2 separate regions of the Homo sapiens genome follow, and region 2 is linked to region 1. A link is a loop called in an ENCODE intact Hi-C map of the cell type or tissue named here. Cell type or tissue: CD4-positive, alpha-beta T cell. All regions are shown on one strand. Links, peaks and the distances in the headings refer to the core of each region. The heading gives the core; the rest is flanking DNA. Region 1 overlaps LDLRAD4 (low density lipoprotein receptor class A domain containing 4). Region 2 overlaps LDLRAD4 (low density lipoprotein receptor class A domain containing 4).

Evidence for each region. Peaks named below come from ENCODE experiments on the same cell type or tissue, not always from the same donor. Only the 100,000 strongest peaks of a DNase experiment are listed, where the experiment ranks them.
Region 2: a loop joins it to region 1, with 4 times the contacts of the local background. A loop is called at or near these places in 11 of 110 quality-filtered maps.

Annotation. Positions count from the first base shown.
Region 1 is chr18:13,366,230-13,380,791 of GRCh38, reverse strand. All of the region lies in intron 2 of LDLRAD4 (low density lipoprotein receptor class A domain containing 4), which reads right to left. Among named protein-coding and RNA genes, the nearest start is that of LDLRAD4-AS1, 54 kb to the left of the region's middle. RefSeq lists enhancers at 1-474, 475-976, 5,345-5,474, 4,475-5,674, 13,949-14,562 and a silencer at 2,948-3,242. In CD4-positive, alpha-beta T cell, for the core only: no CTCF peak of the experiment used is centred there; DNase peaks (open chromatin) are centred at 4,421 and 5,321; H3K4me3 peaks cover 749 bases; H3K27ac peaks cover 2,034 bases.
Region 2 is chr18:13,276,481-13,291,042 of GRCh38, reverse strand. It overlaps LDLRAD4 (low density lipoprotein receptor class A domain containing 4), which reads right to left. Exons shown (of 7, transcript NM_001378100.1): 2 at 12,855-12,938. Among named protein-coding and RNA genes, the nearest start is that of C18orf15, 44 kb to the right of the region's middle. RefSeq lists enhancers at 4,174-4,727, 9,831-10,331, 10,332-10,832, 11,537-11,646. In CD4-positive, alpha-beta T cell, for the core only: no CTCF peak of the experiment used is centred there; a DNase peak (open chromatin) is centred at 8,432; H3K27ac peaks cover 545 bases.

The sequences.
Region 1 (14,562 bases), core at 4,149-6,648:
TAGGTCACCAATTCAGGAAGCAAGTACAAAACCCAAAACATCGATTCAAAGACACACACAGGCTGCAAACAGGAAAAGCAATAATTATATTAGAACATTCTTTAAAATGTCACCTTGACAAATCCAACACTTGATAAATCCTGAGGCTATATTCAAACCAAGTTGGAGAGAGTTCCCCCTAAAATAAACAGGATAACTGTCCTTAATGCATTAGTAAGTCTATAATTATCGACTCATATGATCTAGCAGCAGAGGAAGCCGCAAGGAGTCATATATCCGACCCCTGTGCTTTGTGGAGGAGGCGATCCAGAGGCTCAGGGAGAGGGGACAGGTTGAAGATGAGTGTGGGAGGAATGCAAGCCAGGGCTGGAACCAGGTGTCTGGATCCTGGCCCAAGCTTCCAGTTCCACTGTCTACACACAGCGGCCACAGGAGACACTGGCTCAGGAGGGAGAGCCTGCAATGCTAGGAAGACAGCCGTGCACACCTGCACCAGCCGCTCGCTGGGAATCAGGGAATACTGGGAAGATCTCTGCTTTCCAGGGCCCGAACCAGGCCATTCCCACAGCACCCACATGCACAAGGGAATGGGAAAGGGTCAGGGCTTGGCCCAGGGGCAGATGATCCCTGAGCAGACGTGCATTCTGGTCTGAGCCCGGTCTGAGCACATCACAGACACCTCCACTGTGGCCACCAGCCAAGCAGCGGCAATGCCCCTCCCAACCCAGCCCCACCCCCGTAGAGGTTCTGCTCCCACTGTGGCCTGGCGTGAGGGCTCGGGCTGACGGGCAGGGGGCTGGCGGGCAGGGGGCTGGCGGGCAGGGGCAGGCCTCTGCAATCCTCCACACCCAGGGATCTCCCCCACTCCAGCTTTCTTCAGATAAAATCAGCTTAAAATGGGCATGACAGGCAAACAAGAAGGGGGTCAGACCATAGGCTAACAAGTGTGGGCAGGAAGGGAGGGGGAGCTGTCTCATTCTTTGGTGGGAATAGAAAAGAATATGAACCGACAAGCTGTTTGTACGAAACAATTTTCATCTCCCTTGCCAAGCCACTCCTTGCTGTCAGCTCACAGCAGGCTTCCCTGGGACACCTGTGCCGGCCCACAGTCTTCCCTGCTCTCTGGCCTGCAGGACGCCACCAAAGCTGCATCTCTTCATTCAGTATTTCAACAGCTATTTGTGGGGTCATTACTCTGGCAGGCACTATTTTAGGAGCTGGGGAGACAGCAGTGAGCAAAACAAACCAAGCTCCTGTCACCATGGGGCCCAGATCCTTGTGTCTCGTCTGCCTCTGCAGGTGTTTCTGGACAACGCTTCCTGATTATCCTTGGCATTGACCATGGGGACTAGAATACAGCAGGTACCCAATAAATGCTGACTGTACTGCACAGAATTCTAGCTGAGCCTCAGCTAGGTCACCTCCTTTTCAATCTATGGCCTCTGTCCTGCATCTGGGCACCACACACAAGTGGCTGCTGGCCTGGGGGTGCCCCATGGGGGACATCGTGGCTGGGAGTTTACTGCACAGGCAGTGCCCAGCCCCACACTGTTTCAAACATGCTCAAACAAGAGCCTTATACAAAGGGGCCAGAGGACAAAAGTCTGGGCTCTGGCCACATTGGGTTCACCTCATTCTAGGCTGTGTGTGACTTAGGCAGTTACTTAAAGCCCCTGAGCCTCAGTTTCCTTGGCTGTAAAATGGAAGCAATGATGGCACTGGCCTGATGGAGCCATTGTGTATCTAATGAGAAAACACAAACAAAACCCTAGATCTAATGAGGGCTGGAGAAGTTACCACCCCTCCCAAATTACTACAACCTGCCTCAGCAGATGGCCGATGAAATCGCGTCTCTAACACGGCTCAGCCCACCCTCTTCCAGTTCTGATCTGACCCAACTGATACAACGTCAGATTCATCTCCTAGTTCCTCTGCTAATTTGTCTTGATTTTTTTAAAAAGTTCCCAATAGATAAAAATCAAAGCTCAAATCATTCCATGCCAGCTAAAATTAACAACAGAGAGAAACAGGAGAAAGGATACAAAATTAGAGAAAGTGTGTGGGTGAGGTTTTTGGTATGAAATGTGGTAGAATAGTAGAAGAGGAAAAAAATGTCAAGAAAGAAACTTGCCTTTAAAAGGAAAAAGATAGAGGCTCTTGATATTTGATTGGCTTTTTTTCATGTTTTCATACTGAAATATAACATTTAAAAAGCAGCAATAGAAAGAAAAATAATAAATTTGACCAAGTTTTTACATCTCCTTCTCGGAAAATCATCACGCAGGGTCCTGTCTGCTGTTCTTCCGTCTCTTTTCTTGTGTGGTTTGTTCCCTTGGTAAAGTGCTGACCTTTTAAGTTCTTCACATGCACCTCTCAAGCTTCCACACAGCCCTGAGAACGAAAGATGGCACAGAGAGGGCAACAAACCACCCTTCTGACAAGTAGGGTGCTCCCATGCCCCTCTGCCGGGCGAGGCAGCCTGTGAACCTGCAACTGTCCCCAGGAGCAGCTGTCACAGAGTGCAGGGAACTCAGGGGAAGGCTGCCTGGTCCCTAACTAACGGGGCCACACCAGGACACGCAGCAAAACACCCTACACCTTAAGGCTCAGACAAACTGATCAGCGATATAACAGCCAATGTTCCCTACAGAAATGAACGATCAGAGTCATTTCAGTCGCCTGCGTTCACAAAGCCTCCTAAGCATTCCTTGTTCACCAAGCTCCAAACCAGCTCCACAAGTGCCTCTTAAATCAAACACACAGGGAACAGCTGAGCTTTCATGAAGCACTTCTGTCTCATTTGCTCACATTCATTATCTGAGGAATATATATTCCTTTAGGACAAAGAAAAACTGTCCACTTTATATAATTTTTCACAACTCGGTATCCAATTCAAGGTGAGTGGGGGTGGACAGAAATGCTCCAGTAAGACTTTTCTTAGATATTTCCAGGGGAGACTCTGTGTTGTCTGGGATGGGCCTGCGAGGCTCTGCCTATTGCTCCATGCAACTTAATGTAGGCTCAATGGCGGGTCACGCTCGCGAAGCTCTTGGGACTGGCCAGCAGTTTGTGCTCTGGCGGAATGATGACTCCTCACTGCCTGAGTATGTCCATTATGACAAAAGGTAGGGGAAGTCCCACTTTCCTCTGGAGAGAGGAAGCGGTTTCTATTGCCTGAAGAGGAGAAACAGATACAGGCCCATCTGATATCCTCTTAGAACTTAAACTTCGGTTCAACCACTCTGCTATTTCTCCCACTTAAGGGAACCAGAAGAAGAAATTATTTGCAGTTAATCGCGTGCCACCCTAGGAAAGTCATGGGTTGTACAACCACCTGGGAGAAGGCACGGGCACTCATCTAAGAGCTAAAAAAAGATAACCTCTAGACCAGCCTTTCCAAGAATGACTTGCAATTCAAGCAGCAAAACCATCATTGAGGCAGACCAAGTTATGGAAACAGACGTGACGCAGCCTAGTCAGTTCATGTTGGTGAAATAACTTAATCTGGCCACAGAAATCCAAGGAGATGCATATTTCAGCCGATGTCTGAAGGACAGAATGCAAAACAGTGCTGTCAGAGGATGGCTCTGGCGTTGATGTTACCGGCAGTGAGCAGACCCAAGAGTGTGACAGAGGAGCTCTTGGGTGTGACACACATCAAATGCCACCTGCGGGGCCCGGCACACTAAGCCTTCTGACGGGTAGTCCCGACTCGATGCACCTTCAGGGAGCACTGAGAGAGCTTCCTGACTTCCTGCAAGGCCAGGCGAGGCAGGATGTGAAAGTGCATCTGTCCCCAGGAGCAGCTGTCACAGAGGGCAGAGAACCCAGGGGAAGGCTGCCTGGTCTCTAACTAATGGGGCCACAAACCCCACCGCTGTGTTCTGGAGGCCTCCGGCCAGGCAGAAAGAGTTCATTAGACCAATTTCCACTGCCTTGGTAACGAAGGCCCGTGCGTGTGCTCTCACACAGGAAAAGCAAGTGAGGGTTATTCATGGGGAAAGCACCACAGACAGGTACCATGTATCCCGCCAGGCAGCCCAGGCAGCGGTAAAGATACGTGCCCTCCTGGAAGACAGAACTGGCCCCTCTGGAACCGCGTGTGATAGAGCAGTCTTCCACAGCACCGGACGCCGAGGGTGTGCTGAGTTTGCTGGGCTTCAGAGGCACTGATCGGCAACTGCAGGAGCCGTCTCATCCTGAGCTGTGCCCTCACCCGCAGAAGAAGCCCCTGTGTATACCTGATGCTGAAAGGATCTGTCTGTCTTATATGTCCACCGTCAGATCCAGGCAGGAGAATTCCTGGGATCCACCAGAGAAAACCACAGGATGCCGCTGGCAAGAGGGAATATAACTGCCATGCTTGGCAGCTGACGCCGCTGTTCATGGGGATGCACAGGCTCTGAGAGGCCTTTCATGATCTAAGCGACCGTGGGCCGCGCCAGCCTGACCGCCAACTTCCTCTGCACGGAAAGTCATGTCTTCTTTAGATTTTTCTTTTTCCCTCTCAGAATCTGGCCCTTATTTATTCCCTTCCCCACTGGAGTTGACAAGTAGGAATCGATTTATTCCAACCCCTACTCTGCATGGAGACCTAAGCACATTTCTTCAGACAGAGGCCAGTGCCCGCACAGCCTGGGAGGACAGGCAGGGAGGGGCAGCTTTCCCGCAACAGACAGCAACCTCGTGCCTACCCTCCCTCCCAGAGTCTGATGAAGTGAACACAGTTCCCTCAAACGGCAAGAACGAGGACTTGATTTCACTCCTCCAAGGAAAGTAAGCTGCTGCCACTTTCACCAAGATAATCTGGGCCACTGCTCCCCAAATATCCCCAATACCCCAGGCAATCACCAAAACTACCCTCTATTTTTACTTAAAAACTAGATAATTAACAAATACACTTGAAATCGGGAAACACACATACGCCGGTGGACAAGACCAGTGTTGAAGAGCAAGGCGCTGGCGGGCGGGAGGAAACGAGGAGGAGAAGGCCTCCCACCAGGTGCAGGCTCCCTGGCAGGGAGGAAGAGGGTGCTGTTCCCTGACTGTACAGAGGGAAGGGAGGGAAAAGCAGAGCACCATGATTGCCCCAGTAAACTCCACTCCATAACTGAACACTCAGAGCATTCACTCAGGCCAGGGCCTGCTTAGATTAGAATTTAGCTTTTCATCTTCAAATACTTAAATAGGTCAGCATCACTTTACTTTGTCCTTACCACCAACCCAAGCCTCCCCATCTCACTCAGCTTCGGCCCTGCCCTGACCCAGCAGGCCCTCATTTCCAGCCCAACACACAGAGCCAGCTGTGACTCACTCGCACTGCCGAGCCACAGGGATTCCCCACGTCGGAGACATCACTCCTATCGAAATGACTCATCTCCTCACTTCCTTTGAATAAAAACATGTTATTATGTTCAATAAAACCATACAAGAAATAATAACTAAAGATGGCATTTAAATAACTTATACCAACACCTAAAAATGGCTTCCTGGAGGAAAAGGGAATGACTGGCATTTTCAAGGATATTTTCAGACCTCCTCCTTTTCTCCTCCTTTTCCACCGGCCTCTCCTCCAGATGAGTCCTGGCTGCATTCAGAGCTGCACGGACCCCTGGCCTAGAGGTAAACTTGGGCAAAGCAGGTTTTACAGTGAGCACAGAGGCTGCCATCAAAATCTAAAAGCAGTCTAGCTGCTCCACTACCGTCCCCTTCCCTTCTAGTTCCCATGGAAACAGACCTCAGATCGCCAAAAACCGGGTAAAGATAGCACCATGCCCAGTGTTCCCGCAATCTGTTTCCATGGGAACAGGAAGGGAAGGGAGTGGAGGCTGGGTGGCTAGACGCCTGCAAATCTCCATCCCCGTCATGGGGCTGCAGACGGCACCTACACACAGGTCCAGGGCCTGGGGTGCTCTTTAGGAATAAGATGTCCACTTGGGGATAGAGTCCTAAAGATGAGGCTCCCAGCAGCTGGGCTGTGTAATTGAAGCTGCTGCAGACTTCCAGACACACACCTAGCAGGTGCTGGCCTTCTCAATCGCCCCTCAGCCAACAGGGATGACCATTTCAGAGCACGGGTCCCACTCCTGGCTGGGTGGCAGAATCACCCCAGACCAATTGAATCACTATCTGTCGGGGCTGGGGCAGGACTCTGCAGTGTCTCATCAGCTCCAAAGGTGATTCTGATGCACGGCTGTTCTGGGAAAGCGAAGATCCAGACCAGAGCTTCCTGAGATTAAGGTGCCTGCAAATTCCGGGGATGTGGTGACTGCAGATTCGGTTCAGCAGGTCCGGGGCAGGGCCCAAGAGGCTGCATTTCCAACCAGCTCCCAGGGGATGCTGATGCTGCTGGGGACCACATCTAATTAGTGAGATTCTAGACTCCAGGTTCTTTGGCTCTAGAACCTTCTCCACAGACCAACAATGGACAGACAGCCACTCCTGCATGAGAGCTTGCTCCCATCGGCAGCCTGCAGTCCATGACCCAGCTCTGGCCTCCACAGGAGACTGTGTGGGGTCAGGGCTGAGAGGGCTCCGGCCTCCATAGGAGCCTGTGTGGGGTCAGGGCTGGGAGGGCTCTGGCCTCTGCAGCATCCTCTGCTACCTGTGCTATCCCAAGAGACGACCTATGTGGGTCAGAAGGTAACAAAACAGCCAACATTTACGTGTAATTATCAGGGACACATGACATCACCTCCAAGTGTGATTTCTCTAAAAGGTAAAAGCAAATTCCACGTGGTTGAGGATCAAACGTACACATTTTTTCTAAATATTTCACACATTTCCACACGTTTGCATGGTGGAAATATGTGAAATATTTAGAAAATATTTATAAATGTAGACATATTATCAAAGAAGAATGGAACTGTACACGTGTCATTTTAAAAGAAATGAGAGAATTTTGGAAAACTCTGGAATTTATTATAAAAAATAACTAAGGTAGCTTTAAAATCCAGTCTAAATGAAAATGTACAAGGTAAAAGTATACTCCACGTTTCAGCTAAAAGTGTGCTGTGTCACAAAAAAGTAGCATTTATTTCTACACTGAACTGCAAAATACCACATAAACTGCCAGGTACTATTCAAAAGCAAGTTACTGATTTTCTATCCATTTTGCTTAAATATAAAAGGGGAGCTATTTCAGTTTGTTTTACTAAATACACTGTCTCCTTCAAAATGCATATATTAATCTCTGAAAATGAAAATATGAGCAAAGATCTCAACCATCAATCATTGAATTATAGTATAAGCTTACTTGAAAAAATAATCTTCTGATTCTAAAAATGCAAAAGAGGAAAAATCAATTATTTCATTAGTCAGCACACAAGCAACAAAGATAGCTAAGCGTTTCTGCACAATCCTATAACTGTGAGCAGCTAAAGAAAACATTGAACATACAGTCTGTGACGCACATTTTCATTCCACTGAAGCAAAAATACACATATATTTATACATATGTGTATAATGTCATACACAAACTTAAAAAAAGGCCATGAGTTGGTGTTGAGACCCAGTTGCTTTTTAGGTTCTCAAAGCGTATAAAGCCAGAGCGCTACAACTGCTGCGATGAGAAAAGGAAATCAAAACAAGGGATTTCTGCCTTTGCTCAAAAGACACACACACACACACACACACATTAAACAGTTGTGGTAGAGGATGCCAAAGGAGTGTGAGCTGTTAAGAGTTCCATTAAAAATGATAAAAATAATTGGGAATAAATACAGAGATGTGCTTACACCCAGCTCCACTGAAATCTGTTAGTCTGCGAGACCCTAGCCAGAAAATCCGTTGTTGATATTTATTGTGTACATGTGTTTACTTTGAGTTTACATGAAGACGCAACTGGAGCCCAGACAGCAAGCTTCCCACAAAGGCCCAGATGGTGAACGGTTCTGCACAGGCCATGCCGCCTCGGCCCCTGCTCCTCTGCTCTGCCGAGAAGACAGGGACGCAGCCCCAACAGACAACACACAAACACATGGTGTGGCTACATGCCAATAAAACTTTATTAACACAGACAAGCCCTGCCCAGGACATGGAGCATGAACATGAAGTGCTGAGTACCGGACCATACCCTCCTCATCTTCAGTGCAATGTCTTATTCAACTTCCATTCCACAGCTTCAGGGAAGGGAGGGGAAAAACCCTGCAGAGCTGGCCTCATTTCAGTTTCTCAGTCACCCTGGAGGAACCTCCAGGACACCCAGACGGCCTAGCATTCCCAGCACGCCCATCCCAGCTCTGTACAGCTGCCACCAATTAACATAAATAATTGCTTGTTGTGTGCTGTTTTGTTCTCTGTATTTTTCTTGCATTCATCTTGTCTCTTTCATTTCTTCTAATAGTTCAAGGGCAAGGTGTTTTTATTTGCATTTTCCCTTAGAATTTAGCTTAGTGTTCAGCAAAAGATACTGCTGACGAGCAAATCCTCTCTTCCTCTCAAAAGGTAGGTAAAAGTAAGGCTAACCAGGAAAAAAACTACACCACCTTTACGTGTACCCCCAAGGCAACTGTGGTAGAGAGGAACAACCTCCAGGTCTGCCCTGCGAAGAACAGGTGCACAGGGGTGTGGCTGCCAGCACTTCCTGAGGGCAGGGACCGGCCTTTCTGATGGCATGCCTGGCAAGGGCACACGGCAGTGCTTGGTGAATTCGACAATAGATCAAGTGTGATGAAATATATGGTAAACTAACCTTTTACATTTGAGCAGAATTATGGCATTCAGGAATTAAAACTGCTCTTAAATATCATCAACTTTAACTCACCGTCCCATGTAAGTAGAAACCATGGCTTGAGTGTCTCTAGACACTCAAGGGCTGGGTCCAGAGCACAGTAAAAGCAGGGTAAACCTAATGCTGTTCTAAATGTGATACAGAAACTCTTGCTATTTAAGGAATCCTATAATGAAACTTCCTTCATAAATAAAGACATGAATTAGTAAAAAGATGTTTGTTGCTAAATTCAGCAGTTCCTTGACTGTGGGTTCTCTTTTTCTCTTTCTCTCTCTCTTTCTCTCTCTCTCTCTTTTGAGACAGAGTCTCACTCTGTTGCCCAGGCTGGAGTGTGGTGGTGTGATCTCGGCTCACTGCAACCTCCGCCTCTCGGGTTCAGGCGATTCTCCTGCCTCAGCCTCCCAAGTCACTGGGATTACAGGTGTACACCACCATGCCCGGCTAATTTTTTTGTATTTTTAAGGGAGATGGGGTTTCATCATGTTGGCCAGGCTGGTCTCCTGACCTCAAGTGATCCACCCGCTTCGGCCTCCCAAAGTGCTGGGATTACAGGTTTGAGCCACTGCGCCCGGCCAACTGTGGGTTCTGATGTACTCAGCCTCCCTAGTGGACAGTGCACCAGTGCACTCACAGGGTTTATGCTAGGGAGTACAACGGTTCACAGCAACGCGGCGGCAAGGGCTTAACATTTGTGAGGTGGGCTCCAGCAGCAGCAGGGCATGGAACACTGGGCTTCCTGGGGCAGCCCCCCATTCTTAGAGGTGATGGCAGCAGTCAGCCCACACCCACAGCATTTCCCAGCCCTGGCCCCCCCATCTCAGCCTCTGTGTGGCTGCTCCTCCTGGAGCCTGGGTGTGAGAGGAGCACAGCAGTCCCACAGCCACCTGTGCCAGAAAGGAGAGTCTTCCCTCAGCCTCCCACCGCATTGGTGGGCGCATTGCCCACCGGCACCCGGGTTCTCAGAACAGAGTCCGCCAGGAGCCACAGCTTAGTCTGAAAATTCTGGCAATGTTTTCCGGTGAGAAAAGGTAGGAATTGAGAAACATGAAGGGGGCCGGGTGTGGTGGCTCATGCCTATAAACCCAGCACTTTGGGAGGCCGAAGCAGGGAGATCATGAGGTCAGGAGTTTGAGATCAGTCTGGTCAATATGGTGAAACCCCGTTTCTACTAAAAATATAAAAATTAGCTGGGTGTGGTGGTGCGCGCCTGTAGTCCCAGTTACTCCAGAGGCTGAGGCAGGAGAATCGCTTGAACCCAGGAGGCGGAGGTTTCAGTGAGCCAAGATCCCACCACTGCACTCCAGTCTAAGAGACAAAGCAAGAATCCATCTCAAAAAAAAAAAAAAACAAAACAAAAAACCATGAAAGAGACACTGCCTACATCTAAAGGCAGCATAAGGCCCAATGTCACAGAAAATGGCAGTCTCCATGGAGCATTTCCCGCGGTTTCTCTGGGCCACTTCCGCACAGCAAGAAACGGAAAGGGTGCCATCTCCTTATTAAACTATATGGTGCCGCTGTAGAGTCCCTGACACAGAGCAGGTACCCACCAGAGTCACTAGGGGCATCAACACAGTCAGCTCAAATCAATAAAGGCAAACTGAAAATTAGATTTAAATAACGTCTTTAAGATGTGGTTCCACAGGTCCATCCTCAGCCTGTTCCCCTCGGTGTCCATCCAGCACAGCAACAGAGACCACAAGCCCCACCTCCGGACCCTGGACTCCATGTTCCTATAAGACAATGCTTTCCAAACTTCGGATTGCAACCCATTAGTGGTCTATGAAGCAAATGCAGGAGTAAGAACAAATACATCTCAGAAGGTGAGGGCAAGTTCTTCTCCAGAAACTTCTGTGCAGTGGTGTATGAATGTGTGCTGGCGCATGTATTTTGCACTGTGACTCACAGTCCTGATATGAAACCCACTTCTTCCTGGAAAATACTTTGCTATGGACACAGCTCCCTGTGTGGCAGGCCACCTGCAACCAGGAATTTAATTAGTGCGTTGGCTGAGGATTAAAAATGTCCATGCATTGACTATTCCATGCTAATGGAGACGCATTCTAGTGGCAAGAGCGCAAAACCTCCCAGAATCCCCCACAGTTCCAAGCCACGGCTCGCTCCTGGGTGGCAGGCGTGGTCAGGCTGCAGGGCGGGGCTGAATTACCCTTCCAGTTGCCTCTGATTTGAGAGGAAACAGAAGGCATGGGAGGAGGCATCTGTATCTGTGTGCGTAAGCCCACGTGGAGTTTATTACCAGACGCCTGGCATCAGAAGAAAAGACACCAAGGAAAGGATATTTATCTAAAGAGCATGAAGTTCACTCTCAATATTTACTCAGAGGGAATCAGAGCATTTATCCAAGGTGCTGCAGTGCAGGGGCGGCTCTCAAAACACACATCTGCTCAGATCACTTCTCTGCTTAGAACTCTTCAAAGGCTCCCCAGTGCACTTCAGATGCAGTGTACACTCCGGGGCACCTGTGTCTTCTCACGGTCCGAACACTGCCTCCCTTCCACTCTCATCTCCCTCCACCCCAACTGGAGACCCCGTGCCATGCTCTGGCCATCCTGAGTACACCAGCAGACGCCCACAGTGCCCCTGCCAGCAACTTTCTCACCAAGACCATGGCCGCCCACCCAACAGCCCACTGAGGCCAACAGGCCCCCAGGCTCCCCACACGCATGCCCTCTTACAGAGCGCCTGACACCTGCGCATATTTTTCCCTTTTCTGTCTCCACCAGGTTGGACAGCAACTAGAGGGCAGAAAATGCGTTTCATTCCTACACCTCCAGCACCAAATACAGGTGCTCTATAAACACTTACTAACTGAAAAATGACCAGATCACCCTAAGAAGGTGAGTAAGTGGTCGCTATGATCAGTTCCCACGTCCCCTGCCTGTGAGCCCGGCCTCAGCCTGGGGTAAAAGCACACGGTCCTCCCATAGCCAGTTCCCATAGTCAGCTTCCACATTCCTTCTATAGCCTGACGTCCAGCTCACCGCTGACACACACGGACAATGACTGAGCTGGCTCTGGCAAAAAAGATCATGGCTTGGCCTGGCACGGTGGCTCACACCTGTAATCCCAGCACTTTGGGAGACCAAGGCGGGAGAATAGCTTGAGGCCAGGACCGCTGAGTCCATGAAGGCCAGGGCTCCTGCCACCTTCCCCATGGCCCTGGGCCTCTCCACTCTCCAGTGTCCCCAGGTAACAAAGATGGGACTTGAAACCTATCAGAGTGCCAAAGTGTATGGAAGAAGGAATTCAGGAAGAGTGCAAATTAAGCTAGTCATCAAACAGCCTACACAAAGTTCAGGTGAGCCTTTGGCCATGAGCATCCTCCAAAACTGAAGATGCTCCCAAACAACCTGGTCCCCCAAACCCACATAAAAGTGACTGGAGAAATCTCAATGACGCAGGTGCAGGAGGCACTCTGTGAGTCCCTGGAAGGGCATCCGACACACAGCAGGCTCACCCCCAGGGGAGATGGACAGGTAGAGTAATGGATGGATAAAATCAGAGTTGCTTTCGGTGGGAAAGCTGCTTTATGCCTATGATTTTAGTATGTGTTCACTTTAAATATGAAGTTCTGGTGTAGGCAAGGCTGTGCATAACTGCAGCTCCCTACACAGAAAGCAGGCATCCCTGAGACAGGCCGGGGCAGTGCACACCTCACATGCCCACAGTGCTGAGCCCACGCCTGCTCTTCAGACACCCAGGCCCCCGTTCTCTGCAGGGCCCCCGACTCTTCTGTTCTTCCTCTCTTGTTCCTTCTTCCTCCTTAGCTCATCCCCCAAAGTCCCACACTCAGCTTCTTGTCGGCTCCCTCTAGAAACTTGGCTTCCACGCCAACCGTGCGCCAATGCCACCAAACCTGTCGCCTGGTGCAGGAAGCATCCCCTGGGCTCCACACCTTTATCTGCTAGCTGCCTCCTAGAAAGGCTCACTCGCACCACCCCCAGATATACCCAGGTCTAAGAAGCCAAAAACAGACCCTTCCTCCCACATCTGTTCCTTATTTTATTTTATGAGACAGGGTCTCAGGTCTCACTCTGTCACCTGGGCAGGACTGCAGTGGTGCCGTCATGGCTCACTGCAGCCTCGACTTCTCAGGCTCAAGCAAAACTCCTGCCTCAGCCTCCTGAGTAGCTGTGACCACAGGCACACGCCCCCATGCCCAGTCGTCCCCTCTCGATACACCCCTTGATAGCACACCCCCACACCCCACTGTCCCCTCTCTCTCAGTACATCCCCTGAAAGCACGTGCCCCCAGGCCCCGCTGTCCCCTCTCAGCAAACACCTTGACAGTGCATGCCCCCCGGGCTCGGCTGTCTCCTCTCGGTATATCCCTTGACAACGTGTGCCCCCGTGCCCGGCTGTCCCCTCTCGGCACACTCCTTGACAGCAGATGGGGCTACCTGGCCCTGCAGCTGCTTGCCCACCCTCTCAGCCACTGAGTGGCCTGCAGACCCTCTGTCCACTCGCTTGGCACTGCCACAGCCGCCTTGCTGCAGCACCCGGGCCCTGGCTCTCCGCCTGGACGGAAGCTGCCTGGTGTGCACTGAATCCTTCCTGAGCATACAGTGCACCTCCAAAACCTGCCAGGCTCTTTTCTGCCCCATGGAGTGCCCCACGCAGTTCAATGCCTGAGACCCCCTCGCCCCCTTTCCTGCCTGCCAGTCCCCGTGTGTTCTGCACAGCGGGACCTCATCTCCCAGGCCCCTCTGCCCCACCTGCCAATCACACCACCTGACAAAACTCCCTCACGCTGCCACAGCGGTTCTGACTCTGTGTGAACCAAAATCATCTGAGGAGTTTATTTCAAAGATTCCAAGTTCCACCTCCACTGGTTGTAACGGAGTGGGGCTGGAGGGGATTGCAAAACCTCCTTCCCACAGCCACAGGACTTCCCTGTGGACAGCAACAGGACTGTTCTGTGTGACACCCAGTTTGCATCTCGCTGTGGGCAAATGTCCTAAGAGTAAACTGACCTGATGCTGAAACGTACTTCCTGTAAAAAGCCCATTTGGTGGATGTGATTTCATTCAAAGCACTGCCTGTCCAGAAGTCACCAGGATTCCCTAGTTTTATGTATTTATTTATTTTGACCACAAGGATCAGAATGAGGACCAGCGAGCAAGAAATATGGGAAGACAGGCTTCAACGCACTGACAAGAAACACGCCAATGTGTCTTTGTTCTTTAATAATTAAGAACCACGCAAGACTGAAAGGGCAGCCTCATGAACCGTCAGCACCCATCACTGCGGTGCTGGAGAGAAGCCACTGGCCCGTGGTGGGTGCTGAAGAACCCAGCCATTGGATGTGACTGCAGCAGCTAACACCCTCCACCCCCGAATGACTTCACAGAAACAGTAACTGTTTTGAGAGGGATCAGACCAAAGACAGAATCCAGATGATAAAGATGAAACAACCTTCATATTTATTCAGAAGGATTTTTTTCTGCTGAAGTTTCAGTATCAAATCAATACATTCCAGACCCTGATCTCCAAGAGTATATCTCCCACAGTGGTCAATTCAGGGCAGAGAAATACTGATCTTCAAAAGATCCAGTATTTAAATTTAGCTGAGCATCTGGCAAGCCTGGTTCTTCCAGAGAGAAGAACCTGAGAGTCATCCTGTTAGTGGTCTTTGGGGAAACAATACCAGGAGGAAACCATGCCCGGGATTATCCTCTCTACCTGCTGAGAAGCAACCAGGGTCTCTTCCTGAATACTCATTCATTGTGAGATCAACACATAATTTCCTGTGAGCTCAGGATTTACAGACACAGACATTTACTTTGCATTTCAAATAATCGGACAAGGTG
Region 2 (14,562 bases), core at 7,359-9,858, 93 kb after region 1:
ATCATAAACTGAGAAAATACTTCAGAGTTTAGTTAGCCCCAGGAAATTAAAATCCCCATGTGTCACAAAAGAAGGGCTGACTGGGCCCCTGGGCAGAGCTGCCTTTCTCTCAGGAAGCCACGGTGCAGAGCAGGGCCTGCGGGTCTGTTCACTGGGGTTGAAAGTGTGGTCCTTATGTAGACTGCACCCTCAGATATTCTTATAGGCCAATGATCTTAGAGGCAAAGTCTGGTATAAATGAACTGTGATTTAAATTAATGGATAAAAGGTGTTTCTGTTCTTCTGGTATAATCTAACTTCTGAGAATGCACCAGCACCTGACTTCTACTTTAGTTTTATATCTCACTAAATCCACAAATCAGGAGTAGCTCACACATCTGAAGGTAAACAACAAAACTCTTTTAAGATACCCTAATTTTTTACATGTGCAAGAAGCAGGTGCCAAAAAATGCCTAAAACAAACGCAGATCTTTTTTTTTTTTAAAGAATACCTGTCTGAAGAATAAAGAAAGAAAAACAAGCAAATGAAGAAAGCAAATTAGTGGAAACTTTCAATAGCTATCAATTCTTCCAGCCAAGCAAAAAGTGCATAATTTAGGGTTCTATGGTTCAGGATCATTTTACCCAGAATAAGTTAAGATATATTGAGATAGTTGGAGAATGCTTAAGATATAAACAACGATTAATGGACAGGAGGCTGCTACAAACTCTGAAACTATCTGCAAGCCAAACATTTTAGGTATGTAAAAGGTTAACTGATACTTTTCTATGGAAAACCAGGGACAGGAAGGAATCCCCAGCCCCTCTTCCTCTTCAAGGATCAAGGCACTGAGGACCCTGAGAATTATGGGGAAACAGAATCATCTAGTTTGACAATAACCAGGGGGAAGAATGGGTGCCCCATCAGCAAAGGGGAGGCACCAACTACCCAGGCCCTGCCGGCTCCTCCAGCTGTGCTCAGATGGGAGGACTGAGGTCTCCCCACAGGGTACAGCCCCACACAGTTACTGAGCCCACCACGTCTGCCCACACAGTAAAACTCCCCAACAGGGTATGGGAAGGGCAGGAATCTGCTGTCCTGACCGGAACATCCAGAATGTTCCCATGGTTCTCCTAGAGGCTGCTGAACCTCTTCCAGGAGCCCCCAATATCACAAGGAAGGCTGAGATATGATGGGATTATTCTTCATGTAGGAGGAAGCCTATTCTTGAAGACAAGTCTTCACCTCTAGAAGCTCGAGCACCCAACTTCAGCAAGAAGGAATTTACATCTGGCATTCTGCAACCCAGCTGTTCTCTCCACCTCCCATCTCTCCACGGCAGTCCCAATGGCTCAGGACTGGACACAGCTGGGTCTGTGGCTGAGCATAGAGACAGACGGCCCCATAATTTTAGCAATGACTCATCTCTCTTTTACTTTGCAAAGTATGACAGTGGCCAGCTAGCAAACTTCATCACAGTCTTATTTATGCTTTCTTCACTGAAGCTCCCAAAAGATGGAGTCGGTGTTTTTGTTCAACTGTAAATTAAAGACAGATGACACTCCTGAAGATTTCGTGTTAAGTGATTAGTCAAGTAACTGGCCATATAGTACTAAATTCTACTTATATTTACACACTTATGAATCCTTGAACAGTTCAATGTTCTGCAATCTACAAAATGCTTTTACTCCCTTTAACACTGTTAGTCACCACAAATAGTCTAGGCCTCAAATAATCTCTCATTTCCTCAGTTTATACACCTATGCAATGAGACAAATGAGAAAGTGAATATGATGTGATTTAAGTCCCTAGGAACTAAACCATTATGCGTGCTGGAACTGAACAATTTTACTTTTAGAACTCAGAAGACTGACACAAGAGCATATTCAAAACAACTGCTAAACAGCTCCAGTGCTGGGACCTTTACAGCCATGTGGAAAATACCAAGCAGTGGAGCCTTCTGAATTGTTGCAAAGAGGAACAGAGTCCCAGCTCCTTATGAGGCCTGACTGGTGTTTCTAAAAGTCCCCAGATGTCAAAATGCCTGAAGGCTTGGGGCTTGGATGAGGCTGTTTCCACAGTGCCTAAGTTCTCCTGCCAAAGCTCTGTGCTTGTTCATTTCTTTCCTAGGTGGTGTTTTAAGTGCTTCTAAGTAGGACAGTCATATCAGGAGGTCCTCATGCTTTGCGGGTGTCATCACAGTGCAGAAGGTGCGGTCAATTGCCATGGTCTGTGGGGCTGCTACCGTGGCCCCGTGACTCACCTTGCAGAGTGACCACGGTCTGCAGGGCTGCTACCGTGGCCCGTGACTCACCTTGCAGAGTGACCACGGTCTGTGGGGCTGCTACCGTGGCCCCGTGACTCACCTTGCAGAGTGACCACGGTCTGTGGGGCTGCTACCGTGGCCCCGTGACTCACCTTGCAGAGTGACCACGGTCTGCGGGGCTGCTACTGTGGCCCCATGACTCACCTTGCAGAGTGACTTCTGCATGGCTTTTCTTTCATAGTCACTATATTGCGCTAACACCTTTACAGATTATTTTTAGATTGTTGAAATAGAATTTTTCAGCAATATTTTAACTTGAAATAGCCAAAGTTGTGTATCTGGTCCTATTAGCAACTAAATTTTTCTTTACTATAAATTGGACACAATTTTAATATAAACAACTCTAATATGGATAGCTAAACTAATCTTTCAGTTTCAATACACGTGTCCTTTAAACAGATAGGGAAGAGACCTTTATCAGTGTAATTTTGGCTAAGCTAATGGAAGGTGGCTAAAAGGATATCATTTTCCTTTATTCACCTGAAGTTGAGGTTGGGACATTTGCCTATTTCATTCTGCATTACATTCAACTCACATTTATCTAGAGGATTATAAAACTGCCAGACATTTTACTGATTAAAACCACCACCCAAATATTACAATTAGGATTACTACAGAAGTAAATCCTCAGTTCAAAATGTGAAAGGAATACAAATTAGTAATTGTTCCCATTCCACCTTCTTCACGGAATAGAGTGATCACTTTGGAGAGGATAATAGTAGCATCTGGTCATTTATCTGACGGCTTCTACGTTTATATGAGATTTTCTAAAAATACCTAAACACCCAAATTACTAAATTAAAACTAGTTATGCAGGTACATTTTGCCTTAATGTCTTTGCCTCTTGTGAGATAAGGTTTTTAACGTTTTTCTCTGTATTGAACCAATGTCAGTATTTTCTAGTCATTCTTCCACTAATTATTCTAAATTGTAGGAAGCTTATATTAATTACTTGCATTTTCTCTGAAATAAATATTTGATTACCAGGTTTCAATTGGGACTAAATCCAATCCTCATAATAAGTGTTTCTCTCTCCATCCATCCACACTAAGTTCAATGTGAAATCAGAAGAGTGTAGGAATAAGAATTTGGGCACCTCCCGCCCCACCCCATAACCTGAGGGCAGACAGTGGAGAAGGTTACAGAAGCCCACACCATAGGGTGGCGCCGTCGTAGTCACCAGCCAATTACTTATCCAGAGGATGTCCCCACCCTGCACCCACTCTCCAGAGGGAAGCACCGGGTAGTTTCTCTTTATCAGATACAACTCAAGAGATACAGAAGGCAAACTCATTTCAACCTTACTGTTTAAACTCATGGCCTTCAGTGATCCTCCTACCTGGGCTAAACGTTAAAAAGTGTTAACAACTGTTTTTTGAAAAATCATGAAAAACAAACAAAAACTTGATAACAGAACAGATCATCCTGATTATACTATAATAAATGTCATTACAGCACCAAGATCAAGACATCTGAGTGTATCTTTCTGTACTTTATGGGACAGTATTTCATAGAAAGATATACTAAGATATTTGCAGACTTCTCCTGCTCTCCAGAGGGCTGCTTTCTTATTTCCTCTACGTCCTGGTGGGGATTGTGCTGTTGCGGGTGACACCAAGTCTCTGTGTGTGGTGACTTCTCCCAGCCTGACTGCTTTCTAGCCAATCTCCAGTCATTTCCCCACATTTGCCCTCCAGACGCATCCAGCCACACGGGCTGGTCCAGGCTCTCCACTCGGAGTGAGCGCCACCTCCTAGGCTGCTGTCTCCGCTCAGACCACCTTCTCTTTACCCAAGACTGAAGCCCAAAAGTCACTCTGCAATCCACCTTCTGCCCCACCTGCCCTGCACATTCCAGCTACCAACACAATCGGCGCACGGATCCCTCCACCCCAGGCCTCTTCTCCACAGCTGTTGCTTCAGCTCAGGCCCTGTCCCCCAGGCCAGGGACAGCTCCTCACTGTCCTTCCTGGCTGGCCCTCTCAGCTTCCGTCTCCTTCTCCACTGACTCCCACCCTCAGCCACCAGACTCAGCTTCCTAAACACGCATCTAATGACACTGTCTCCTCTGAAAAGTGCAGTGGTTCCCACATCGTATGGGATAATCTATGCAGAGCATTCAAAACCTCATGGCGCCAGGAGGTCGAGGCCAGCCCGGGCAACATAGTGAGACCTCATCTCTACAAAACATTTTAAAAGTTAGCTGGGCATGGTGACACACACCTGTATTCCCAACTACTCAGGAGGCTGAGGCAGGAAGATTGCTTGAACCAGTAAGTTGAGGCTGCAGTGAGCTATGATTGTGCCACTGCACTCCAGCCTGGGTGGCAAAGCAAGACCCTGTCTCTAAAAATAAATAAATAACAAAACTCTATAGTTTGACCCTAACTTTCTTTTCCAACTGTATCTCTAGCTCTCGTCTTCCTGTTCCAAGGACAACATAATATGAGTCAGCTTTAAAATGGAAGGAGATTCTGAGATAGGCTCCAATGTGTGTGAACCCTGAAGACTTTATGCTAAGTGAAATACACTAGACACAAAAGGACAAATACTGCATGATTCCACTTATGAGGTATGTAGAGCAGTCAAAATCATAGAGACAGAAAGTAGAACCATGGGTGTCAGCGGCTGGAGGGAGAGGGAATGCAGAGTTAATGTTTAATGGGTACACAGTTTTGGTTTGGGAAAATGGAGAGAGTTCTGGAAATGGATGGTGGTGATGGTTGCACAACGTGAATGTACTTAATGCCACAGAACCGTACGCTTAAAAATGGTTAAAATATACTGTTTCCATAGCAACTGAACCATTTTACATTTTTTCCAGCAACACAGAAGGGTTCCAACTTCTCCACATTATGTATATCTTACCACAGTTTTTTTTAAAGGGACAAAAAGTTTGAGAAACAAAGTTAACAGTGTGCTGTGAAAGCTGAGTTGAAGGACTGGCTTGAGTTTCCCCCACCATTCTCTAACAAGGGTGCAGCCTTGACTTCCCTACCACAACCCCCGAGTTTCAAGAAAGACATGGAAAAATGTGGACAGCCCCAGCAAACCAGATCCCAGGACAAAAAGAGGGAAACTGTTAAAGCGTCAGGCTAAGCAGACAGACCCCAGACCCCTTGTGCACAGCGGAACCCTCTCCCAAGCACTGAGCTCACTAAGCTAACCCAGCATCGCCACGAAGCCTCCTGCAGGAAGCACGCCAACTTTAAAATATTATATGAATTTCAAGAAGAAAGCCTACAAAGGAAAAGCCCAGCAGACACCTCCAATGGCCCCCATGTTAAGTTACACAATTGACAACAGAATCCTGTCCCCTGACTGTCCTCGGCAAGCCTGTCCATGTCACCCTCTGCCCACTCATGACACCTCCAATCTGACCATCACTGAAGTGACTGCCCCAAGCCAAATGAACCACACACCTTGTGCTCCACTGCAAGTGCTCTTAACCCTTTCTGGAGGTCAAAACCCTCCTGAGAATCCTATCAAAGCCCTGGCATTCTCCCCAGGAACTGGCAACATTTCAAGGAATTCACAGATGCCCCTGGGCCCCTGGGGCTTACAAACACTGTCCCAGTGCCTGTCTCCTTCACATTTCGCTTCTGTACTGCACTTGAGAGGGACGCTGCAACCTCCCTCCATTTGTAAGAACTATATAACAAATTTCAAGAATCCCTCAGGACTCTCTTTGAAAGGGCAGCCCACGCCCCCAACCAATGTCAGGACGTCAAGGGGAGGTCGTCTCACATCGGCTTGAGAGGCACAGCCCGTCCGACATGCCACATCCCCAAAGGACGCCCCTCCCTGCGACTGCCCTCACAGATGCACTGATGTGACTTATGGGGACTGCTGCGATGCAGTCTGTTAACACTGGCACCAGCTGCCACGGGCGAGTCATCTCAGGAACCTGACCTTGGCAAAGCGTGTTTCACACTCGAGCACAGCTCATCCGGGTGGCCTCGAGCAGGGGCAGGAAGGCGGAAAACGGACAGGGAGGTGCTGGGGTGCACTGCCCCCCAAACCGCACCAGAGGACTCACCTCACCCACACAGGGAGACCAAATCCTCAAAGCCAAATTTTCAAGCTGCTGCTGAGAATCCCATAAAAAGCAATGCTATTTCTAACCTCCCGCACCACGGAAAAATACACACACCACCAAGCAACCCAGAATCTGAGGGTTTATTTTTACATCTTTTCCCCACATCCCCCACCCTGGCCTCCCCCACAAAATTTTAGGTGGAAAATTTGCTGGCTTTTTAGCAGTTTGACAATGCTGTGCTAGGCATGAACTGACGGAGCTGCTAGCGCATTTGAGTTTAAAGCAAAGCGTCAAAGTATTTATCCCATATGACTCCACAGGTCTGCTTGATGAGAAACTAATAAACTCTAATCACAGAAGACAGAATCCAACAAGCAGGCGGAGACGAGGCCCAGGTCTCAGGCCATGGGCAGAAGTGGCAGAGGTGGTAAGTTTCTCTTTCCCACCTCTGAAAGTGGTGTTCCCACCACGGGACTTTCTTCCTGCGGGCTGGCATTCTCTAATCCAAACTATGAACAAGGGCATTCGGCATCCCTGATGCCCTTGCTGCATTTCTGATTTTCTCAATGCCACTCTTAACCCTTGATTTGGTTTGGCTGTGTTGCCACCCAAATCTCAACTTGAATTGTATCTCCCAGAATTCCCACATATCGTGGGAGGGACCCAGCGGAAGGTAATTGAATTATGAGGGCCTTTCCTGTGCCATTCTCGTGATAGTGAATTAGTCTCACGAGATCTGATAGGTTTGTTTCTGCTTTTGCTTCTTCCTCATTCTCCCTTGCTGCCGCCCTGTAAGAAGTGCCTTTTGCCCTCAGCCACGATTCTGAGGCCTCCCCAGCCATGTGGAACTGTAAGTCCAATTAAACCTATTTTCTTCCCAGTCTCGGGTATGTCTTTATCAGCAGGGTGAATATGGTCTAACACAGTAAATTGGTATCAGTAGAGTGGAGCACTGCTGAAAAGATACTCGAAAATGTGAAAGTGATTTTGGAACTGGGTAACAGGCAGAAATCAGATCAGTTTGAAGGGCTCAGAAGAAGACAGGAAAATGTGGGAAAGTTTGAAACTTCCTAGAGACTTGTTAAATGGCTTTGCCCAAAATGCTGATAGCAATAAGGACAATAAAATCCAGGCTGAGGTGGTCTCAGACAGAGATGAGGAACTTGTTGGGAACTGGAGCAAAACTGACTCTTGCTATGTTTTAGCAAAGAGACTGGCAACATTTTGCCCCTGCCCTAAAGATTTGTGGAACTTTGAACTTGAAAGAGATGATTTAGGGTATCTGGTGGAAGAAATTTCTAAGCAGCAAAGCATCCAAAGGTGACTTGGGTGCTGTTAAAGGCATTCAGTTGTATAAGGGAAGCAGAGCATAAAAGTTTGGAAAATTTGCAGGCTGACTATGCAATAGAAAAGAAAAACCCATTTTCTGAGGAGAAATTCAAGCTGGCTGCAGAAATGTGCATAAATAGCAAGAAGCCTAATGTTAATCTCCAAGACCATGGGGAAAATGTCTCCAGGCCTTGTCAGAGACCTTCACAGCAGCCCCTCCCATCACAGGCCCAGAGGCACAGAAAGAAAAAGTGGTTTTGTGGGCTGGGCCCAGGGTCCCCGTGCTGTATGCAACCTAGGGACTTGGTGCCCTGTGTCCCAGCCACACCAGAAGTGGCTGAAAGGGGCCAACATACAGTTCAGGCTGTGACTTCAGAGGGTGGAAGCCCCAAGCCTTGGCAGCTTCCACATGGTGTTGAGCCTGCGGGTACACAGAAGTCAAGAATTGAGGTTTGGGAACCTCCGCCTAGATTTCAGAAGATGTATGGAAATGCCTAGATGCCCAGGCAAAAGTTTGCTGCAGGGGCGGGGCCCTCATGGAGAACCTCTGCTAGGGAGCCCCCACACAGAGTCCCTACTGGGGCATGGCCTAGTGGAGCTGGGAGAAGAGGGCCACCATCCTCCAGACCACAGAATGGTAGATCCACAGACAGCCTGTACCGTGTGCCTGGAAAAGACACAGACACTCAATGCCAGCATGTGCAAGCAGCCAGGAGGAAGGCTGTACCCTGCAAAGCCACAGGAGTGGAGCTGCCCAAGGCCACAGGAAGCCACCTCTTACATCAGTGTGACGCGGATGTGAGACCTGGGATCAAAGGAGATCATTTTGAAGCTTTAAAATCTGACTGCCTCGCTGGATTTTGGACTTGCATAGGCCCTGTAGCCCCTTTGTTTTGGCCAATTTCTCCCATTTGTAACAGCTGTATTTACCCAATACCTGTACCCTTATTGTAACTAGGAAGTAACTAGCTTGCTTTTGATTTTACAGGCTCACAGGCAGAAGGGACTTGCCTTACCTAAAATGAGACTTTGGACTGTGGACTTCTGGGTTAATGCTGAAATGAGTTAAGACTTTGGGGGACTATTGGGAAGGCAAGATTGGTTTTGAAATGTGGGGATGTGAGATTTGGAGGGGTCAGGGGCAGGATGATAGAGTTTGGCTGTGTTCCCACAAGTCAACTTGACTTGTATCTCCCAGAATTCCCACGTGTTATGGGAGGGACCCAGGGGAAGGTAGTTGAATCATGGGGGCCAGTCTTTCCCATACTATTCTCATGATAGTGAATAAGTCTCATGAGATATGATGGGTTTATCAAGGGTTTCCGCTTTTGCTTCTTCCTCATTCTCTCTTGCTGCCGCCATGTAAGAAGTGCCTTTCGCCTCCCGTCATGATTCTGAGGCCTCCCCAGCCATGCAAAACTGTTAGGTCCAATTAAACCTCCTTTTCTTCCCAGTCTCGGATATATCTTTATCAGCAGCATGAATCCGGACTAATACAACCCTGAAGTTGAAGAATCGGGGACAATGGTGAGATGGAGCTTCAGAATCCAGTCCCCTGATGCTGGGTAGACAGAGGTCCGGGAGGAGACAGGAGGTAAGAGGAGACATGGGAGACACAGAGAGGGGTCCCAAATAAGGCTGAAGAACTCAGAAACTCTTTCAGAAGCCAAGGGAGACCCCTGAATAGAACCCCCAAACCTGGGATCCCTCCCAGGATCCCAGCACTGGCCACCTTGGTGTCACTTCCCTGATAGCAACCTGAAAGGCCAGCAGAAGCTCTGACCCACAGCTTCCCCACTGCCCATGCAGGTGGGAAACCTCGGGGCACCCCCTGCAGGAACCACCTTCAAGGCTGAGTTTCAGTCCTCCTCAAGTTAGAAGCCCCCAGCATTAGATGGTCATTCACATGACAACTCCAATTGTCTTTTGTGGGTATTTTTTGTTTTTGTTTTTGTTTTGAGGGGGGTGGAGGGCGAGATTGGAGACAGGATCTCGCTGTACTGCCCAGGCTAGAGTGCAGTGGCATGATCATAGCTCACTGCAGCCTCAAACTCCCAGGCTCAAGTGATCCTCCCGCCTCAGCCTCCTGAGTAGCTGGGACCACAGGCATGAGCTACCAGGCCCAGATAATTTTTTTGATTTTTTAGTAGAGCTGAGGTCTCATTATGTTGCCCAGGCTGGTTTCAAATTTCTGTGCTCAAGCGATACTCCTGCCTTAGCCTCTCAAAGTGCTGGGATTCCAATTCTTTTTGTTTGATAACATTTTCACGAGTTAATCTGTTTTATTGCACGGTGCCGAAGATCACTTTATACACACATCTGGTGAAAATAAGCAGGACTCTATTTACCAGTGTAGACAGCAGGGACCTATATTCAAAGGTAATGATTGCTTCTCCCAGTACTATTGGTCCTCTTTGATTTTACCTTAAAAAGTTTAAATTGAGCAAAGATAGAAGTTCAGGTCGGGATGCATTGCCTGGGTCTAAGGTTATTTTTTCATTGTTCCAGTGTGTCTCCCCACAGGGACCACTGGTCTCACACTGGAAGACATCCGCATGGTCCCTGGTCTGCACCGGTGCCTTCAGATCCCTTAAGGACCAAGAAGAAAACCAAAAGAGAGGTGGAGTTTTCTCCAGCTGCACCTTTCCAGTCTGTGCTGACAGCCAGCCAGATCTCAGTCTGAGGTTGCATTGTCTTATGCGGAGGTCAGGGAATGGTGCAGGGAGCCTGAATTAACGATTTCTTTGCCCACACCCCAGTGCCTTTGTGCTTAATCACGTCAGCAGCACTCCCCCACACGCTCCAGCAGGATGCCGTGTGAAATTCCTTAGCAAACTTCCGTAGTCCTGAAAGAGGACAGAGAGAGCAGGACCTCTGCTATTTTCCTCCAATCCCCCCAGCACACAGATCACAGCAGAAAGCCAGCATTAGGGTGGAAAATAACAGCCAACATGTTGTTGAGTGACGACTGTGCATGGAATGCTGAATTAGGCATCTTCAAAGTAATTCCATGAGATAAATATTATCCCATTTAAAGATGAGAAAAGCTGAGACTCATAGAGGGTTAGGACTTGCCAAGGTAACAAAGTGAATGAAAGTTACCACGCCAGAACTCAACCCAAGGTCTGTGGCTTCTGAGTTCCCCACACAAACGCCATATGGCAAGGGCATATGTTTTCAGATTCATCGAGGAGGGAAAAACTCAAAAGTGCATTTAATAACAACCTAAACACGGGGACCAGGCTGCATTTTAAAACCAAGTCCAAATAAATCCACTGTACAAGGAGACAGGCACATCCTGCAGTTAACGCAAAGCTCTAGGCCTCCTTGGGCCCTCCCAGGCAAGCAGACAGAAAGCAGAAGAAGGCAATACCACCTGTCCATTTTATCAGCTCTTAGGAATGTCTCACAGTCCAGCTGTGAGCTGCTTAAGGGACAAAATTTTGCAAGTAACAGAGCAAATATAAATTCCAGGACAGTCAGCTGTAAGAACCTATTTTAGAGGTGTGAAAGTTCTTACGACGCCTCGCAATCTAAGTCTGTGCTTGAAAATTGCCCATGACGATGAAGCGCCACGCAGTTCTGCAGAGATAGTGATTTCTTCTTTAGCTGCTCTGATTATCAGGAGAAGCAACGTAGCTCTGTATTTAATTTAAAATCCACATATACCAGTACAGTCAAGACAAAGTTTTCCATTACCAATTTTGAAAGTTGCTTAAACTAATTGATGAGTGAGGTAACCCCACATAAGGGGGAAAATCAGATACTTATGTCATTTGCAAGAATTATTTTTACTTTTGCTGAAATGTTGTAACTCAAGTTTCAGTCTTCGGGGGCATAGTCCAGTGGTGTGTTCCGCTACCTAGTAAAATTCTACTTGAAGACAGTGCTAGTTTTTGGTGGGTCAATTCAATGGCAACTGTATTTGAGACAATAAAAGAGAAATGAAACTGCACCCACGCTTTTGTCAGCCCTGGTAGAGAGGCGCTGCCGCCGCCCACTTCAAACTGGCGGTGGGTGTGCCAAACGATGGAAGAAAAACAGCTCCTCCACACCCACCAAGCCAGCGAAGAGCAGGGATTTTCAAACACCGTGCTGTTCTGTCAGGTTAATAAAGGGATCGTGTGAATAACAAGCATTTAGTCAGTCACTGAACATCCACAAGGCGTGCGGTCTGGGTGTTCCCCGTGAGCTCTTTCCACCCCAGCTTCCCGAGAGCCAATCGATTGGGCATGAAATTCACTCAGGAGAGAGGAGAGAAACACACGAGCTCAGCAGTGGAGGAGCTGCCCCCACACAGAACCCAGGCGTGGTTTGCTCTGCCATGCATACTGCTTTGCACCCAACTGTAAAAAGTCCATTTACATTCCAGGGTCTGTGTGCCTCAGCAAGGAAGCACCACAAATCCTCCTGGATTCTCCAGGTGCCTCCTCTGCTGCCAACAGCAACCAGAAAGGAAAAGGCTGGGTTATGCTCCAAGAGCTTCAGGGGGGATTCCTCATCAAGTTGTTTCATTTGCCAAAAGTTTTATCGAGCTCCTGACACTGCAGGCACTGTTCTAGACCCTGAAGAAAAAATAAATGGAAGGAAGGAAGACAAGCGGGAGAGAGGGAGGTCCTTGCCCTCATAAGGCTTACATTCTAGAAAGGGATTTCCCATAAGCAATGAGTCCCACCACCAGGCACATTAAAAATATAGGGAAAAAAATGGACCTTATATTTTATAGAATGTCTTACCTTCCTGAAAATTCTCATGTATTTCTTCACTTCATGTTCTTTGACATCAAGTGAAGCCTGACAATGAGACAGAATAAGCATCACTAAAATCACAGATGAACTGAGAAAACATGGCGTCTCGAGCGGAGCAGGGCATCCTGAGGCCAGAGGCTGAAGCTGGCATGCCAGGTAGGGGGCTCTGGGCATCTCCCAGCTCTGCCACTGACTGTCCCCCACCAGGGCTGGCTCTGAAAACACACAGGTGTCACCCAAGCTTCTACTGTGAATAGATACCCAAGCCCCAGCCATTAACATCCAGCCCCAAAGAAGAAACACACAAATGAGGCACACCCTTGTCAAAACAAACGCAGCCAGACAGGTCCACCACTGCAGAGCAGCTCCTGCCGCGACAAGCTCTGCTTCCCAGACATCATCACAAAGAACAGTCACAAGTAATTCCACTTACCTTTTACACTATACAGAAACTGATGGGAGTTCTCGGAAATGGCCCAACAGGAGGTTTGATGTCACGAACGTAGAGCTTGAACCGCTAGAAAGAAAGATGAAGAACTTCTGTGAGCCATGTTTCTTTTTGTGTGTCCCCCTCTCAAGTTTCAAAAACAGTTAAATATTTGAGGGCTGTCACGAGAAGAGGCATAAATATCAAAATGAATACAATAAAAATGCAATAATAGGCATCAAGTAATAAAGGGAAGGAAGAGAGAAGAATTACAGCACAGAATTACCAAACTGGGACAAAATCCCCCTCTGCCTCCACTCAGTCACAGGGGCACCGAGTCCTCATCTGTTAAAGGACACACGCTTGTTCCTGCAGAGGCACGGGCCTCCTCTTTGATGAGAGGCCAAATAACAGATAGTATCCCTGTTGGACTGGTCTTCTTAAAATTCATACACACTCTAAAAGCTGTGAAAAGACCATCTTCTTTCACGACAATCCAGTCTCAAGACAACATGGGCCCACCTAAGACGGGCAGGCCCCAGTGATTCCTCTGCTGAAATACATGTCTGATTTCATGGAAGAGGCAAGCCCTCTAGCAGTGACACTGCTGGGATGGTAACGTTCGTGACTCTGCCTGCAAGGCTGCCTTTACCTGCCCACCATCCTGTTAGGAGAGTGTCCTCCCAGCTGGTGCTTCAGATTTTGTCCATTCCATACAACCTGTCACTGGCATCCCCATCCCAACTGAGTGAGCATGCTCTGTGGGCATCGCACCGTCCCAGGTGGAGCGCCGGGTATCCTCGGGTGACCGCCTCGAGCTCCAAAGCAGTTTCAGGTGAACTCAGCAAAGCTCGGCCTCAGACACCACAAGCGCCTCTCAGCACCCCGCCCTCCAGTGTGCAGGACACACTCTTGTCCAAGGGGGACTAAGCCACCATCTGTCTGGCTTGTGTGCTGCAGTTCATTCTCCAGGAGGCTCGTACCCCAAAGCGTGCTCCTGCCATATGCCACTCCTGAGTGATCAGCCCATGTAAAGACAGCCGGATAAAACACGGCTGCACCTAGCTAGAGGAGCCTGGGAGATTCCTGCGGAGCTCTACCCCAGCCAAACACCTCCTTCCCATCAGTGTTGGGAGCCTACAGACATTCCTTTCTCCTCCTGTTTCCTGCCTGCTGAGAGATGAAAACAACCCACTGCTGATTTTCCAGATCTTAGTTTTTATTCCTCCACTGGGGCTGCTCTCACCAGTCTTCCTAGGACGCAAACGCTCAGATTTCTTGGGAACGGAAGTCCATGAAATAACCAGAAAGGTACTGTGGTGGGCAGAATTCTAAGGTGACTCCCCAAATTGCTTACACCCTGTACAACTCCCTCCCCTTGAGTGTAGGTGGAAGCTGTGATTGGCTTCTACCCAACCGAATACCACAAAGAATGCTTCTCCCCACACCAGGCGACCTACATAGGAGTCCGCAACGAGGGAGTGACAGACTCCCTTGCTGGCTTGGAGAAGCGAGCTGCCACCTCATGATGGGGCCTGTGAGGGGCCACTTGGCAAAGCACTACAAGGGCTCCCCAGGACCTGAGAGCAGCCCCTAGCTGACAAGCAGCAAGGGAACAGGGACATCAGTCCTGCAGTTACAAGTCAATGAATTCTGCCAGCAACATGAATGAGCCTGGAGGTGGATTCTTCCATACTCAAACCTGCAGATGGGA